Regions from separate parts of the Mus musculus genome. Here all the other regions are linked to region 2. The links are chromatin loops, found by intact Hi-C in ENCODE. Cell type or tissue: left cerebral cortex. All regions are shown on one strand. Each heading gives the region's core, and the rest is flanking DNA. Links, peaks and the distances in the headings are about the cores only.

Region 1 (5,000 bases), core at 1-5,000, 290 kb before region 2:
AGCAGTGACCAAAGATGAGGGCTTTCATTTGTCTGAATGGTAATTTCAGCAAGTCAAGACCACCTATCAATGGTACACGAACCCCTCCCCACAAGATACTGAGAAAAGTGGAGGGATTAGATAGAAAGCATCAGATATGTGCAGGACCCTTGATGAACTTACAAACCACCAACTTTGGGGTACAGGCAAGATGGCAATAGTAGACACATCATGGAAAAGCCCTAATATGTTCAATGACTGGGCTGGTTGGTTTTGATTTGATGAAAAACTCTGTCCCTGTGAAAGTGCCACACAACCGATCACATTTCTTTCAAAGTGAGATGTTTGGAAGCAATCAAAACAAACCCGTAGTCACCATATTCCAAAGAAAAGGCAAACTGTGTGGGTAATCGGGATTAGCGCCATGACGGCTTCACAGCTTGCTGCTCAAGAGGTGCCAGTGAAGAACTGATCTCATACCTTTCTCTTCTGTTCTGTTTGGAAGGGTTTCTGGTCTTTCAGGAGGTATTTTTTTAATTTCATGTTTTCTCTCTGTGGTACCTAGGAGGTAAAAGCTAATTGCAATCAGAAAATGTTTTCTGAATTTATTTAGTTGACACATCCGCATTTAAATATTTATCAAGTATAGCAAAGGCAATAGATTTTTTCCCCCATGAGAGGGTTGCTGGTGTTATGCAGTTCTTAATTGTTCAGAAACATAGCAGAACTCATTTCTAGTCTATGTCATGAAATTGGCTTGCATAGGCAGGTGCCATGGTACGTGCCTATATATTTGGCACTTGGGAGGACAAGGCAGGATCACTACAAGTTCTAGGCCAAATAGGGAATATATAGACAGATATAGACATAGATATATGTATATAGAGAGAAACTGTGTCTTTAAGAAGAATTTGCATGCCTATAAATATTTAATTAATAAAACACCATAACTCTTTTTAAATATTTAAACACTCTTTGCCTGGACATTAAAAGTCAAAGACTATGATGAAGTAGGCATGCAGAATGTATAGAAATAATTTACTCATCAAAACATATAAATAAGGAATCATAACAAGCTTATTATATCTTATAAATAACAACAGGTTTCATAAGGATCTAGACTCTCTCTTGTTATAAACTAAGTATATAGCCAGGAATTGTTGGATAGACCTTGCATTGTGTATATTCCCTTGGCTGGAATGGGGCCAGCCTTGCAAATGTTTGGACCAGTAGTTGAAATAATTCCACCCTATTTCCAAGGTTACATTATGAGGCCATTTAGCTTACACTTTATTTGCTGGAATATTGGACATCCATATAAGAGGTCAACTACCTCAGAGAAGCCATGCAAACATACTCTGGCCTTCAGCCCCAGCTAAGCCCAGTCTCCCAGTCACTCCTAACATAGGTAGCAAAACACGCGAATGAGGCAGCCATCTCTTAGGTGGATACACCAGCATCAGCTAGTTCAGCTTTCCAAACCACTGCCCCAGGCCTGATGGAATAGAAACTAACCATTCTGGTCATGCGCTACTCACATTCTTAGCCCACAGAATCTATGGCTCTCTAAAGATCGTTATTTTATACCACAAAATTTGGAGTAGCTTCCCATACACCAGAAATATCTAGAATATAATTTTGATGAATATGCAGATTTGTTGCAGTGGTTTTCCCTAAATCCTTTCTCTGTGCCTGCATTCTTTAAGTATTACCTATTTCCCCATACACCACTTTAAATTTCTCCTTTGCTCTTATGGCCTGCCACTGCTCCCTCACCTGAGGGCCTCATCTTTGCTATTGGCCTCAGGCATACAAGAGCACTGGGAACTAGCTACAGCACAAAACAGTCCAAAGTACTCTCTGATAGACTTGAATGAGTACCTGACTGGCCACCTGACTGGCCCCATGAGTGGGTGTTAGGCATTGAAATCAGTATTATGAGGCCCCAAGAGATTAAAAAAAATTAAAATTTCATTGAACACATACTTCATATGACACAACCTTTAACGACACTATACATTAAACACTGTTTCTGATTTATATCATTTACATGCCTGGGTTCTTTTGGTAAAAGGACATTGGTAATATATCCTATCACAATAGGAATATGAATATCTATGTATTTCCTCATTACAAAGCAATTCTCAAGATACTTCAAGATAAAAGAGCAAGAAGACAAAATGCTGTTATGCATTACCCAGGAGAGATTCATTGCAAATACGATAAAATTATTTCAAAAGAATTTGTCTACCACCTACCATAAAGTCTCATTTCTAAAGACAATTCTACTATCTCTAAGAACCTGGTCTTACTTTATTCTAGGCTACCCAATTCTTAAACTGCTCAGTTGGATGCCTTGGGCTCTGACTTATTACTAAGGCCTCTAGAGAAAAGGGTCTTCAGAGAAAAAACACACGACTAGTCTATTTTAATCTTAGCACAATAAAATATTTATATAGCCAGAGCCACTAGGTGGCAAAATGAAACTGTTCAATGTTAGTGGGAATTGAGGTAGAACAGGAGGTAGAATTAATACCCAATGTTAATCTCTGTAGTTCTTAATTAGTACCCAATAAGTAAGAAAGAAATGTAATCTTAAATAGATTTTTCCTCTAAATTTGTAGTCCCTTAAAAAACTTTGATTTTTTTTAAAACAATCACTTCTTAGTTAGAAGTCATTGTAACACTTTGATACATGTATGGCATGTGGTTTGATTGTCTTTAGATCCTCTCTTGTCCCTTTCCCTCCTCACTTTGTTAACAAACCACTTAAATAGTCATTCACAAAAGGAATTTCTCTCCACAATTAAGTGTGACTATCCTAAAACAGTGTTCCATTGGGAAGCACCATCCATCATCTTTCTGTATGAGAATCCACCATGCAGGGACATCACTTCTTTGTAGTCCCTTAAAAAACTTTGATTTTTTTTAAAACAATCACTTCTTAGTTAGAAGTCATTGTAACACTTTGATACATGTATGGCATGTGGTTTGATTGTCTTTAGATCCTCTCTTGTCCCTTTCCCTCCTCACTTTGTTAACAAACCACTTAAATAGTCATTCACAAAAGGAATTTCTCTCCACAATTAAGTGTGACTATCCTAAAACAGTGTTCCATTGGGAAGCACCATCCATCATCTTTCTGTATGAGAATCCACCATGCAGGGACATCACTTCTTCCTATACTTTTCATACCTAATATCTAAACTACACAGAATGAGTGGACTAGATTTTGTTTTCAAGACTAGAAAATAATCAAGAGGGAAAGTATCTATGGCTAGAAAAACCATCTTGTTGTTGGAAGTGAAGTAAGTGCAAATTTTGGCTAACCACATAGGAAAGACAGCGAAACCCCAGCAACTCTCTGTTCATATACAATGACGCCATCCCATGGGAAACCGACCTCAGTAAGGACAATAACTGAGTCTTTGCTCCTCAAAAGCAGATTGTTTGCAAAACAAACAAACAAACAAAAAAAGACCCAGTTCATTTTCTAGTACTTCCTGGCCAATCTCTGTGAGAACCCCAATTTCTGCACTGTAGCAGAGACACGTTTTAGTGATATGAGTTCTTTCATTTATTTGTGTCTAGGAAAGACAGCAGCTCATTTAAAACCTGCCTGCTGAGACCAAATCACAACAACCCCAAAACCAGTAGTCTGTGGATCCAAAAATCTTGAATTTTAACAAAGAAAATTTGAATTTGTGCAAAAAGAAAGACGAACATTTTGTTTGCTGGACCTGAAAGGTACATTACCTGCCCCTTGTTTGACGACAGGAGCTGATGGAGGTGGCGGTTTCTTGGGTCTCTGAAAAAAAAAAATCAATCAAAATTACACATGAAACTGTTGGCAAGCTGTAGTATCACAGACAGACCACAGACATTGTTTTCTATGTACAGCGTGGACAATTTAAGGGGCCTCTCCAAAAAAAAAAGAGCAATTCTCTCTCTAGAGACACCAGCTTTCTTTTGGCACCTCTAAATAAACACTGAAGCAAATTCAATCAGCAAAACAAAACTCGGACCAACAAATGAAACACAGCTTCCCTCTTCCTAAATTTACAACAGCCTTGTAGAAAAGCTCAGTTCAGCAAAAATGGCCTGAAACCAGCAAGCACAATGGTGCCCCTAAGCTGAAGCCCATTTGCAATTAAGATTTAATCGGCTGGAGGGTGGGGAGGGGGGAGAGGGTGGGTGGGTGGAGGGACACACTCATAGAAGCAGGGGGAGGGGGATGGGATAGGGGGCTTGGGGGGGGTACCGGGAAAGGGGATAACATTTGAAATGTAAATAAAGAAAATATCCAATAAAAAAAATCTAATGAGTTGAATAACAATTGTTTTTTTGGTTCAACAAGAGTGACCATGAAGACTCAAAATTAAATCTGATGGGGTGTATGGACCCTTCAACTAAATGCAGACCAAGATTCTACTGCAGCCTGGCAAGTGTTCCCCCCCCCCAGCACGCCCCCCCCCCCGGTTTTGCCTCTTTTTATGCCGAGGAAGGAAGGTCATTTGTGAGATCTCTCATACAGTGGTTATACCTTACTACATGTGCTAAATTGGAATGGATGTGGGTTTTTTTTTAAGTGGATCACTATTTTTTTTTTATCACACATTGCTCCTCCATAGGTGATGGAAGTAGCAATGCAATCAATAGTATTCATCCCTGAACTGGTTTCAGAGTTTGTGGGCTTTTCTTTGTCATCCAAGATTGACTATAGGAGGGAGATGGACAAAAATGAACTGGCTAAACATTTCAGTGATCAGAAATCATAGCCAGGTACCATCTTGTACTGTGATGCTATAAGGGCAAGGGGGAGAGCCATCCAGTGTGATACCACTAAGGAAGGATTCGGGGAACTAAGAGGATGAGGGAGGATGCTTCACATCACCATTGACACTCCTTACTCTCTCAGGCACCATATATTTGTGGTTCTAAGAAACCTACAAAGAGTATCTTCTGGTTTTGAAAAACGTTGTAGTGTGACATTACCACAGGGACCACAAAAGGCAGACACC
Region 2 (6,283 bases), core at 1-5,000:
CAGTTTAGATCTCAATGATAAACAGGTCTGCTGCTTCTTAAAGGAGCCTCCATCCTCTTCCCATTGAGATCAACAAAGCACAGCCTGCCTATGCAGACCAGCGACTTCTTTTTGTGCAGAACTCTTTCAGTAATCCACCCCAAAGGAAAAGTGATCCCCAAAACATTCCTTATCACCTCAGAAGAAATCGCTGCATTTCCACAATGACCATTTTCCACAAGGGTTTTAAAGTATTTTCTTTTGCCAATGGGCTAAGTCATCTTCATCAAGGCAAAGCAAGAGTATGAATTAAGTGTTGTGTCTTCCACGGAGTTTCATGCCATCCACCCATCTATTCGATATTGATTCTGAGCCGATTCTACACCAGGCATGGAAGAAAAACCATTCTGAGCAGTACCATACAACACAATGCTGTCCCAACGGTCACTGAGCCTCGGGTAGAGGAGATAAATGTTAAACACACTGGAATATGTCATTCTGATGTGGAAAAAAAATGTCATACGATAAAGGAACTCATTTAGACCTAGAGTGCTGTGATCATCAGAAAAGGGCACTTAAGCTGAGAGGCCACCCAGTCACTACCACTTTGACAAAGGGAAAGACATTTTGGTAAACAATCACAAAAGGGAATTGAACTTCACTAATGAACAACTTACTGGGTTAGCACCCTTTGACTCCTGCCTATTTCTTGCTGGCTAGTGTAAGATCCTATTACCTGCATACAAAAAGTCTCACTTTATAACGATTCATTATAATGTGCAAACTGCTATGCTTGGCCTAGAAACACCCCAAAAATCATATGCTAGAGGCATAACAAGCAAAGGCTGACCAATGAGCAAGGCTAGTACCTAGATAAAGCAAACGTTTACTAGAGACCAGACAGTCACAAGTCCTTTGCTCAGTAAAGTGCCAGTTCCCCTGGGCAGTAAGGTGGTTTCCACACTGTCAGGTCTATAATAAAAAGGATCCTGAAGAGCTAAGGTTAGCTGCCTACATGGAAATTATGCTTGCTAGGTGCATCAAAAACTGGATCACCATTTCCAGTTCCTGGCCCTGCAGACTGAGAGGAGGATATAGGAAGTAGCCTTTGAGTGTAACAGAGTGGAGAGGGGTTCGGCGTGGGGGAAGACAGAGTGAGAGGTGGAGGCACAAGTGGGGAACGCATGAAGAGCTCAGGACCCTGGGACAGCCCGCCATGCCCGGTACTGGGGCGTTTCCTAACCTCCCACCACCGGCATCATCAGGCAGTAAAGACAGTCTAACCCTCTCCCAGAGACCCCGACCTTCAAGGCTCTTCTCAGGCTGGCCCAAGAGCCCTGTACAGGGCCAGAGCCCACCAAATCCTGGTACCCGGGTCCACAGCGCCAGGGAGGGTGCACTTGGGTGGGAGAATGGCAAAGACAAAACTCTCCCCGCCCACCCGAAGAAGCCAACCACACCCCCTGACTCCCTCAACCCAAGCAGCCCCGGAGCTAGCCCCCGCGATTCTCTGCTCAGGCCCCCTCGGGTTCCAGTCCGTGCCGCGCGCGGGCTCCGCAGGGACACTAAAGCAAGTGAGAGTGAATGGGGGTGCGCAAGGCGAGGGAGGGCGCTCTGCGCGATGTCACTCTCCCGGCCCTGCTCCAGGGCGCCCTCCCCGGGTCCGCGGTCCCGGGATGGGCGCGCCAGTCGACCCCTACACACAGATGGGCTGAAGGTTCGAACGGCCCCTGCACTCACCCATTGGCGCCAAGACGAGCCGAGCCGCCGAAGCAGCGTGAAAGTTGGCGGAACCGGGCGTTGGGTTCGGAGCGCCGAGGTCGCGGCGCAGGGATCGGGGGCGCGAGCGTCGGGACGCGGCTGCTGCTGGGCCGGCTTCGTCCTCAGCGGCGGTGGTGGCAGCTCAGCGCCGCCCGCTACTGCCTCTGCTGCTGCTGCCGCTGCTACCCTGGGGCGACTCCTGCTGCTGCTGCTGCTGCATCGCGGCCCCACTGCACCCGGCTGCTCCGGGTTTCCTGCTCTCTGCGAGTGGAAATTGCGAAAAAAAAAAAAAAAGAAGAAGAAGAAGAAAAAAAAAGAAAGAAAGAAAAGAAAAGAAAAGAAAAAAAGCACCGCCCAGCCCAGTGCCCTGCAGCCGCCTCGGAGCCTGCTCTCCCCTCCTCCCCGCCGCGGCGAAGCTCAGCGGCTCCGCCCGCCCGAGAGGCGCGGCCGCCAGGCGGGGGCGGGGTCGAGGGGCGGGGCCCGAGCAGTGTCCAGCCCGACTCTGGGGCTCGTCCTCTGTCTGCGGGGCTCGGCCGCCCCCCTCACCTCTGGCTCTGTCCCGGCTGGAGCTCCGCAGAGGGTCGCCCCCTATCCGCCTAGGCTCGGCTCACGCCCCGGGAAATGCCGCGAGACTCCTCGAGACTGGAGGAGATTTAGGGGGTCCGTGGGGGTGGGGGCGTCGGAGTTGTGGGGCACGTGGAAAAGGTGGATCGAAGGCAGAACCCCGAGAAAGGAGGGCTGGGGGAGGGGAAGCCGGTGGCAGGTGAAGAGCGGGACACCTGCTGTTATTAACAGGTGACACCCCTTCCCTGCGGGGGGGGACATAGAGGAAGAAGGCTGCTAGCAGGGGGCTGTGGGAGGAAGGGGCCTTTGGCTGTGGCTTTGGAGTACTGGCAGACCAGGTGCGAGTTTGGAGCGTAGGAGGTGGTACTGGGCTAGAGGTGCCCAATGAGAAGGGCGCAGTCAGGCTGCTGAGCAGGTCCGCTGCTGGCCACCGCCCCTCCCAGGATTAGACCCTCCTTACACCTGACCCAGTGGTACCCGGACAAGGTGTGGGGCTCTGCTGCCTAGGAATGTTTCTAGGTCCAGAGACAAAGATTGGCTGGTTCTCCATCAGGCATCACTGTGCTCTATTGAGCCTCAAACCCGGATAGACAACAATTTTAAGTGGACACTAAAATGAAAATAGAAATCCATAGGAATTCCTGGGCAACTCAACGAGCTTCTTTTTTGGAGTCTATTCTCCACCACACCTTTCAGCCAAAGAGACTTGCCTGCGACCGCATTCATTGAGCAGTCTGTTGTTTCCTTTCCACTTTCCACCATCTGGTGGTAGGAAGAGATAGTGAGCTAGACTGGAGACAAAATAGGCAACAGGGAAAGTGAGACAAGAGAGAAATTAGATCATTGTCCCCTGCAAATGGAGGCTGGGGACTAGTGAACCCAGAGGTGACAAATAAAAGCTGACCCCATGCCCAATGGAGATCTGCCTTGCGTACCCGGTGAATAATAATAATGCAGCATTATTTGTATATTGGGTCAAAGCCTAAAATTTCTGTAGAAATATGTTGGAGGGTGGAGGGGGTATTTCAGTCATAAGGCTGAGGCATAGAAGATGGTGCTGTTAATGAGTTCTGGCTTAAAGGCTAGCCTGGGACACAGGATGATCCTGATGAGTAAGGGGGAGGGAAGAGGAGAGACTTGCAGGCAGGGCTTTAAAAAGAAGAGTAACAGCAGCATCCTTCTCTAGACACTGGTCATGTGTGTCACAGCAACCTAGACGAATCAAGATACAGAAGGCTCATCCCTACAGTGGCCCTGCTTGTTACGTGCCTTGACGCATCCACATTCTTATTAAGACAATGAAACCTTATGACCCTGTAGTTGACAAACACTGAGACTCAGAGCCTAACTTAACCCGCTGTTAGTAGAACATTCTCCCCTCAACGCAACAAGAACTGTGTCTGAAATTCTGAAAGTGGCTGTCTTGGCTAAGCTCCAGATTATTAGACCATTCTAATTCTCTCTCAAAGACATTCAGACCCCCCCCCCCCAAAAAAAATGGTTAGGCATGTGCTCCATAAGGAAATAGCTGAGCTAGATTTATGGTAGCTTGGCACATGGGTGCTGAAGATTTGTGGTTGCTGACCCTTGTATTCTCAGAGTGATGAGTCAAAATGATGAAGAACCAAGTTCAATTCCCAACAACCTCATGGTGGCTCACAACCACTTGTAACTCCAGTTCCAGGGGATCTGATGCCCTATTTTGATTTCTGTGGGCACTACACAAAGGTAGGGCATACCCAGGTAAAACTCATACAAATAATGTTTTTTTAAAGAAATGAAGTCATTGAACACTGTTGAAGAAATCAGCCAGACTTACCTATACATCACAAAGTCCAGTGAAGCCAATTCCACATCCCGCAAGGGACTCTAGAGAGAACGAGCTTGCTTTCTCTGCTTAACATTAGTCTCAATCTTAGTCTTCAAATTGAATTGCTTTGCCAATCTCGCAAGGATAAAGATAGGTCCCTTGAAGTTTTGAGTCTTGGTCTGTGTTTTGTATGGTCCAGAAAAGGATCTATGATAGCTATACTTTCTGTTTGTTGACTCTAGTAAGTATATAGCAAGCCAAAGTAAAGGAATGGATAGCAAGAGATAGATAGCGGAACATCATCAAATCAGGTACATACAACCTATTTCTAGCAGAAACTGACTCAGGAAGTGGAGGGAATCAGCTAGAGTCCTGGCATCTTTTTCCCATAGCTGGCACTTTTATATCATGGGATAAACAATGGTGATGACCTCTGATGGAAATGGTTCAGCTTCTAGCTGGTCCCAAGGACACAGTGGTTTTACTCTTGGGCTGTTTTCCTGTAGTCTCACTCCTGAGACAGAGTTAGGGGAAGCAGCCCAACCCTAGAAAATGTTCTCGGGTGATGCTTTGAAATAAACATGCTTGGGTATGAAGTGGGGGCAGGGGGCAGCCCCAATTCCAGAGCCAGCTCCTCAGTGAGCACAGGTCCAGTTTGCCAATATAATGCTCATTGCAGTCTACCTCAAGGATGCTTTGTTTTTGTGGTGCTGGGCCTTGGACCCAATGAGTGTGTGAGTGCCAGACAACTGAGTTGCAATCCAGCCTAACTTCTCTTTCTTGATCTGAAGACCTCTCACCCCTATTCCACAGTCTGAATGGACTTCCTGCAATGACAAACTCTGCATTTTCTCACAAAATAAAGACTGATAATAAGACTTATTTTTTTTTCTTGAGGCATGTCCTGCCTTTAATGTCTTAAGTCAACCAATTGTCGATACTATTCAAAACTTGAGAATTTTTCATCTTTGGTTTCTCTAAATTACGAATGAACATTCCTTTTCCCACTTATTGCTCCGTTCTCCTGAATCATTCCTATTGTCCTTTCATCTTTCTTTGAGAAGCTCTTGCTGACCAGCACAAGAAAAGTGAACGTCAAGATTCCAGTCCAGCCGCTGACATGAGTACAAGTGTAATTCCGCATCCTGCCTCCTTCCTACAAGTGGATCTTCTAAACAGAATAGATAATGCAGGATTTCAAACATAACCCGAATTATGTTAATTCATTTCATGAATATTTCTAGAGAAATACAATTGTATTTAATACCACAGCTTTGTCCCACTGAACTCCCATTTCTACCAGAATAGATAATGGGTTTGGAAATTGAAAAGTATCTGACTTGTCCCATTAACATGGCATCACATGATTAGAAAGGCACCACTGTGTTGCTCAGTGGTAGCAACAATTGGGATAATAATTGAAGGCACTTGAGCCTTGGCTTCTCCAGCACTTACAACCTGTCATACTTGCTCTCTCCCTGGGCTTAGGCTTGACATCCGTAATTTACATGTAATGAATGATACTTTGCTTTGATAACCTTTAATACCATCTTTACATTAATATAAATTGCATACTGAGTGCTTTACAAAAGACAGTCATTATAGAGTACTTTTGGTGAGCTTTATGGAGCACAAATCTCATGGTGCCAGAAAGTAAAGACAAGCTTAAGAAAAATAATGAAAGGTGTCCTAAAGGCCAAAGCTGAAACAGCTCAAATTACACAGAAAATAATTCAGGTGTTGGAGAGATGGTTGCGCTTAAGTGTGTCTGTCACCCTTCCAGATGACCCAGGTTCGGTTCCTAGTACCCATATCATGTGGCTCACAATCACCTCTCACTCTGGTTTCAGGGGATCTGATGCCTTCTGGCCTCCATGGGTACTTGCTTACATACGGTTTACATACATACACTAGGGTACACACACATACATATAAATAAAAATAATGAAATCTTTATTTTAAAAAAGAAAAGGCATTAACAAGAAGGTAAGAAGTCATCCTTACAGAGAGATTCCAATAAATGAAAAAAAAAACATAAAGATGGGGGGAGCATCACTAGAATTCTAAGATAGGCCAGTCATTACAGTTCATACCTATAATCACAGCACTCTAGAGAGACTTAGGCAGAAGGATAGTCACAGATTTGAGGCTAGCATGGGCTACATAATG
Region 3 (5,000 bases), core at 1-5,000, 340 kb before region 2:
ACTGCTTGGCAGGCCCTACAAACCCTGAAGTAAGCAAGACATTTGCATGGTACTTAGGTCCTTAGAACTCACTGGGGGCAGTGGAGACAGACAAGCAATACACTGTGGCACAGGAGGAAGACTGGACAAGAGGGAGGAAGCATAGAGAGCCTCAGAAACACACCCAAGCAACCACATTCCAGGATGGAAGAAGCAAGCAGCCAATGGTCCCTCTTTTCAGAGGGAAAAGACTATAGAAGAAAAGAAGGTGGACGAAGGAGGAGGGGAGGAGAGGGCCTAGACAATGGCCTAGAGACGAGGAAGGAAAACACAGTGGGAATCAGATAAAGGGAGGAGGAGAAAGTAAGGCTGGCAGTGAGAAGAGAAGGGGCGGGTTCAAATGGCTGCACACCCCGCTCATGGCTGCTGTGGGGGTAGAAAGGCTGGAGAGTTGGCAGGCCTGGATCTAGATAGAGCTTCTGAGACTCTGACACAATGCACACTAGAAACAGGTGGTGGTCTAGAATGAAGACTATGGCGAGAGATGTGGGTAACAAAGGCCATTAGGTATCACTCCTGGGACTGCAGTGGTGACTGGGTAAGGTTAATGGCATCCCTGCCTTCATAGATCACACTACCCACTGTCAGGGAGATGAGGCCTGGACAGACTAGGGAGAGAGGTGAGGAGAGGGAGAGAGACAGAGAGACAGAGAGAGGGAACGAGAGAGACAGAGAGACACACAGAGAGAAACATAGGAGGGGAGGGAAGAAATGAGTAAAGGTGGTACCTTTCATTGAGGAGGGCCCAGATAATTGTTTTGGTTTTGAATATTAGGAATCAGAGAGATAGCTGAGAGGGTATACCTAGTAGGCAGAGCAAGTAACTCATATAATAAGATTGGCCAAAGGAAATGGAAGTCATGGGTGTGGGTCAGAGAGAGGCAAAGATGCCCAGGGTAGAAGCTGGGGGGTTATAAATCAATGAGGCAAGAAGAGAAGGGAGAGAGCTCTTGACAATTGAGAAGTAGTGAGAGAAAGAATGAAGAAAGAGCAGTGGAAGGGCTGAGCTGATGGAAATCCCCAGAGGAAAAGAAAGGCTGGATAAGTGTGTCAGCGGGGTTGAGAGGAAAACAGAACCCATTTGGTAGTACAACTATGGAGACAGTGACCCAAAGATGAGAGACCAGTTGATGAATGGGCACTGAGAGATATGGCTGGCAAACTGAAGATTCTTTCCACAGATGTGGGTGAGGTAGGGCTATGGAGGAGCGTGCGTGCAAATGCATGCAGCAGCTTCACGAGGAGATAGAAGGGGAAGAAGGTTTTGTTTGCTTTCACCGATGAGTGAGACCCCGGGCTGTGTGAGATGTTAGGGGAGATGGACAGGTGAAGATGGAGAGGTGGGAAAGGCCTGATGGAGAGGTGTGGTGAGGAAGACAGGAACACACAGGCTGGGAATCAGCCTTGGGTGAGAGGGACTACAAGTGCCTGGCAGGCCCAGAGAAGAAACACTAGCAAGGGAAAGTGAGTGGATAGGCGAGTGTGGAAAAGGCAAAGCAGTGGGCTAGGACTTTGGGAGCAGAGGAGGTGGGTGAGAGGGTGGAGACCGAGGCTGGTGGTGAAGCTTGGCCCAGCAACCATGGGATTTCCTCCAGCAGCAGACGCTCAGCCGGCCATCCCAGGGAAAGCGCCAAGAAGGGGTTCAGCTGGCACGGCAGCAAGGAGGTAGAGTCTAGATTCAGGCTGTGCTAGAGGCAGAGACTGGGCAGAGCGTGCCAAAAGCAGATGGGCCATCGTTCCTAGTCTCGCTGTTAGCCTTTTCTCTGCCAAGTTACCATTGAGGAAAAGCACTGTCTGCTGCCAGGGAGAGTACTCCGCCAGCCTGGGCTTTGTTGTTACTCCGAGTTACAGTATGGGGGGTGGGGGAAAGAACTGACAGTTACAGAGCTGTGGCTGCACCATGGACATCAGCTTGCAAAGTAAACTGATCAGCCTGCACACACACTGTATGAAGCAGGAAACTGAGGCCTATAGGGCAAACTCCCTGAGTCTTGGAACTAATAACCAGCCGAACTGACATTCAATTCCCCCTTTACCAGTTGGATCCTCAGTCCAGCACTGTGACTGTGGCTGATGGAGCTCAAATATCTGTGCTCTTCTCTTGTTTTCTTTGCTGCTTATATTATAGACTCCAGGACTCGCTCCTTCTTCCGTTTCCCTTCCTCTCTTACCTCTCATGAGCCACCAGCGCCCATAATACAGGCTTCAGGATACTTCTTAGATCAATAGTTCTTTCACCATTTTCTGTCTGATGGGCTCTCGGACTAGCCCACTGCAGCTAACAAGTATGCTTTTAGTCCCTCACACAGTCTAGGTCACCACAGTCCTTGATCAAATTAGTTCACGTGGAATTTCCTGAAGGAGTGAAATATACAGCCTGACAACTCCAGGGAACTGAAATAGGCTAATGGAATAGAGCCGTGCCGATCAGAAACTTGAAAAGCCACTATCAGCCAGTAGGTGTCACTGTAGAGACATCATTGAGATAACAGAGAACAGGAAACTGAAGTTATGCCTATGGTCATCAGAAAACTAAACAATGAAACTGGCCTGAATCCAATTTCAGTAAACAGAATCCTTTGAAAAGGAAGACTGCCTTGGCTTTGTGGGTAATTAAAATTGATCTGTTTTATAGGATCATGTTCTGCTTACTGTATCAGATTTTCAAGAAAATCCGCAATGCAAACACTCAAACCTATGAGGAGAAAAATCCCATCCAACCTTTGATTTCTTTGTGCTGATGACTGCTTCAAATGACTACTGTTTTTGTGCTTCTAGACATTAAAATGTTGCTAAAATTCCAAAAAAAACCCAATCCGACCTGACGATTTTCTTAGAAGAAGATGGAATTTAAAAGTCGTCATTTATTTCTAGGAAGATCTGAGCGCGCAGGAGAGGCTTCCTCTACAAAGCTGCATGCACTGGCTGAACAATGCTCTTTTGTGGTGGGACTCTCACCCAGGGCCTTGCACACACTAGGCAACTATTCTTCCACTGAGACACACTTCTGCTGGTCACCCGCTTCTCTCCCTTGGTGTCTCTGTCTCTACCCTCTAATCCCTGCGTGTGTACGTCTCTCTGCGTGTGTCTCTCTGCGTCTCTGCGTGTGTCTCTCTGCGTCTCTGCCTGTGTCTCCCTGCGTGTGTACGTCTCTCTGCGTCTCTTTCTTTCTTGAGATGGAGATTATTCATTTACTATGCTATCTAGGCTCAAATTCCCCAAATCAAGTGATTGCTCCCACTTCAACCTGCTGAGCAGGCGGGACTGTGGGTGCTTGCTAGCACAACAATGTTTTCTTTGTTTCTCAGAAACAAGCAACTTAAATCAGCTTTACCATTTCCTGGGCCCCGAGTGAAATTAAAATGCTTTAGAGGCCAAATTTACTCTAAAGCATGAATTCAAGTCAACTTTTCCTTAAGAGATAATGTAAGTATAAAATTAAATACATATATATAATTTTTTTGCCAGTTTTGAATATAAAAGACAAGGCCTATGAGCAGAGAGCACAACATGTAATGTAGTCTATCTAGATACTCCACAGCTTTTTAAGTTGATCAGGTGACAGGGGTGTCTGAAGGCTTTTTTTTTTTATAAATGTGACAGGATGAAGAACGCTGACTATAAGTGAAACTAGAAAATAAACACCTGTATGCACAACTCAGAGACTCTGCAGCATGTCTTAGGAATTCTGTTTTTTGTTTTTGTCTTTTTTTTTTCTTTTTCGAGACAGGGTTTCTCTGTATAGCCCTGGCTGTCCGGGAACTCACTCGGTAGACCAGGCTGGCCTCGAACTCAGAAGTCCGCCTGCCTCTGCCTCCCAAGTGCTGGGATAAAAGGCATACGCCACCACCGCCGGCGTGTCTCAGGAATTGTGATGACTACAGTAATCACTGTCACTAAAGAATGACAAACATCCATACCCATTGTCTGTTTATCTGTCTTGCTTGGTTTCTAACCCATTGTTAGTACACCCATGGAAGGGCAGGGACACTTCACCCTGGCTGGTCACTCACTTGGGATATGGTAACAGTCTTGGAAGTCTTCTTTGACACGTCTATTCCTCTGTGCGCAAGCGAAATGTGTTCCTCTTTATCTTCTTCGGGACTTGGGGAGTCAAAGATATCGGGGCTTGAAAGGGAAGACTGGATAAAGCCAAAAGAAAATGCCTTCGTCAGAATCATACCTTAGCTGACACAGCTTTGTTTATGTGATGCTGTTAGCTTCTCAAGGCACTCATCATTTCTATTTGATCTGCCTCTAAAACCCTGTGAGGCAGAAAGTATGCTGTTATCTTCTTATAACAGATAACCATATGGCTACCTAGCAGCAGGACTTGGACCAAGCCAGAAGAAGCTAATCTAGGAGCTGCCCCTGATGCCCATCAATCACTTTAACCATGTAACCATCTGTTGTATAGCTTTTCCTAGTCTCTCTATTCTCCAAACATTTGTTACTATGTACCTTAACATGTGATAAGTGGTCCCAGCTCTTGGGGGCTAGCAGTATGGTAGGAAATAGCCCATGGCCAATAGGAGACTGCCTCATAGCCTCCTCTCCTTCACCCTCCTCTGGATCCTTCCTATTCCTTGACCCTACACGTGGTACACATACACGTCCCTTGAAGGATGCATCTGAGAGGGGGCCATTTCTAGAGGCAGGGGATCATGAGTAAAGTGCATAGCCCTACCCACTAGCATATGCTCTCTCTCCTTTGGTATTTGCTACTAATCTCTGCCCTCATTATTATGGACAGTAAACACCCATTCTGGTGTGTATTTGCTAAGGTATATTTATTTATAGAAAGGCAGTACCATTGGGTAAAATGTGGTTCTACACCCATGCCCTTTCTGCCTCACTGTGAAATCACTATAAAGACCCAAAAACTGAATGGGGAGCAAGTCAGCAGAATTCTCTTGGTCACAAGTAATTCCTTTGCTACAATGCTTCAAGTTTAGAACAAA

What was found. Hi-C counts contacts between places; a loop is a spot of excess contacts. Peaks named below come from ENCODE experiments on the same cell type or tissue, not always from the same donor. Only the 100,000 strongest peaks of a DNase experiment are listed, where the experiment ranks them.
Region 1: a loop joins it to region 2, with 8 times the contacts of the local background. A loop is called at or near these places in 15 of 42 quality-filtered maps.
Region 3: it touches region 2 in a loop (10-fold over the local background); 31 of 42 quality-filtered maps call a loop at or near these places.

What each region holds. Positions count from the first base shown.
Region 1 is chrX:159,912,776-159,917,775 of GRCm38, reverse strand. Sh3kbp1 (SH3-domain kinase binding protein 1) reads right to left here. Exons shown (of 18, transcript NM_001135727.2): 10 at 3,736-3,787; 11 at 460-540. Among named protein-coding and RNA genes, the nearest start is that of Map3k15, 73 kb to the left of the region's middle. In left cerebral cortex, for the core only: a CTCF peak has its summit at 2,467 (motif pointing right); no DNase peak of the experiment used is centred there.
Region 2 is chrX:159,623,128-159,629,410 of GRCm38, reverse strand. It overlaps Sh3kbp1 (SH3-domain kinase binding protein 1), which reads right to left and starts at 2,139. Exons shown (of 18, transcript NM_001135727.2): 1 at 1,720-2,139. The coding sequence starts at 1,723. In left cerebral cortex, for the core only: CTCF peaks have their summits at 1,941 and 3,068 (motif pointing left); DNase peaks (open chromatin) are centred at 1,594, 2,076, 2,603, 3,025 and 2 more places; H3K4me3 peaks cover 2,827 bases; H3K27ac peaks cover 1,205 bases.
Region 3 is chrX:159,960,946-159,965,945 of GRCm38, reverse strand. Sh3kbp1 (SH3-domain kinase binding protein 1) reads right to left here. Exons shown (of 18, transcript NM_001135727.2): 15 at 4,053-4,181. Among named protein-coding and RNA genes, the nearest start is that of Map3k15, 25 kb to the left of the region's middle. In left cerebral cortex, for the core only: a CTCF peak has its summit at 2,482 (motif pointing right); DNase peaks (open chromatin) are centred at 1,737 and 2,492.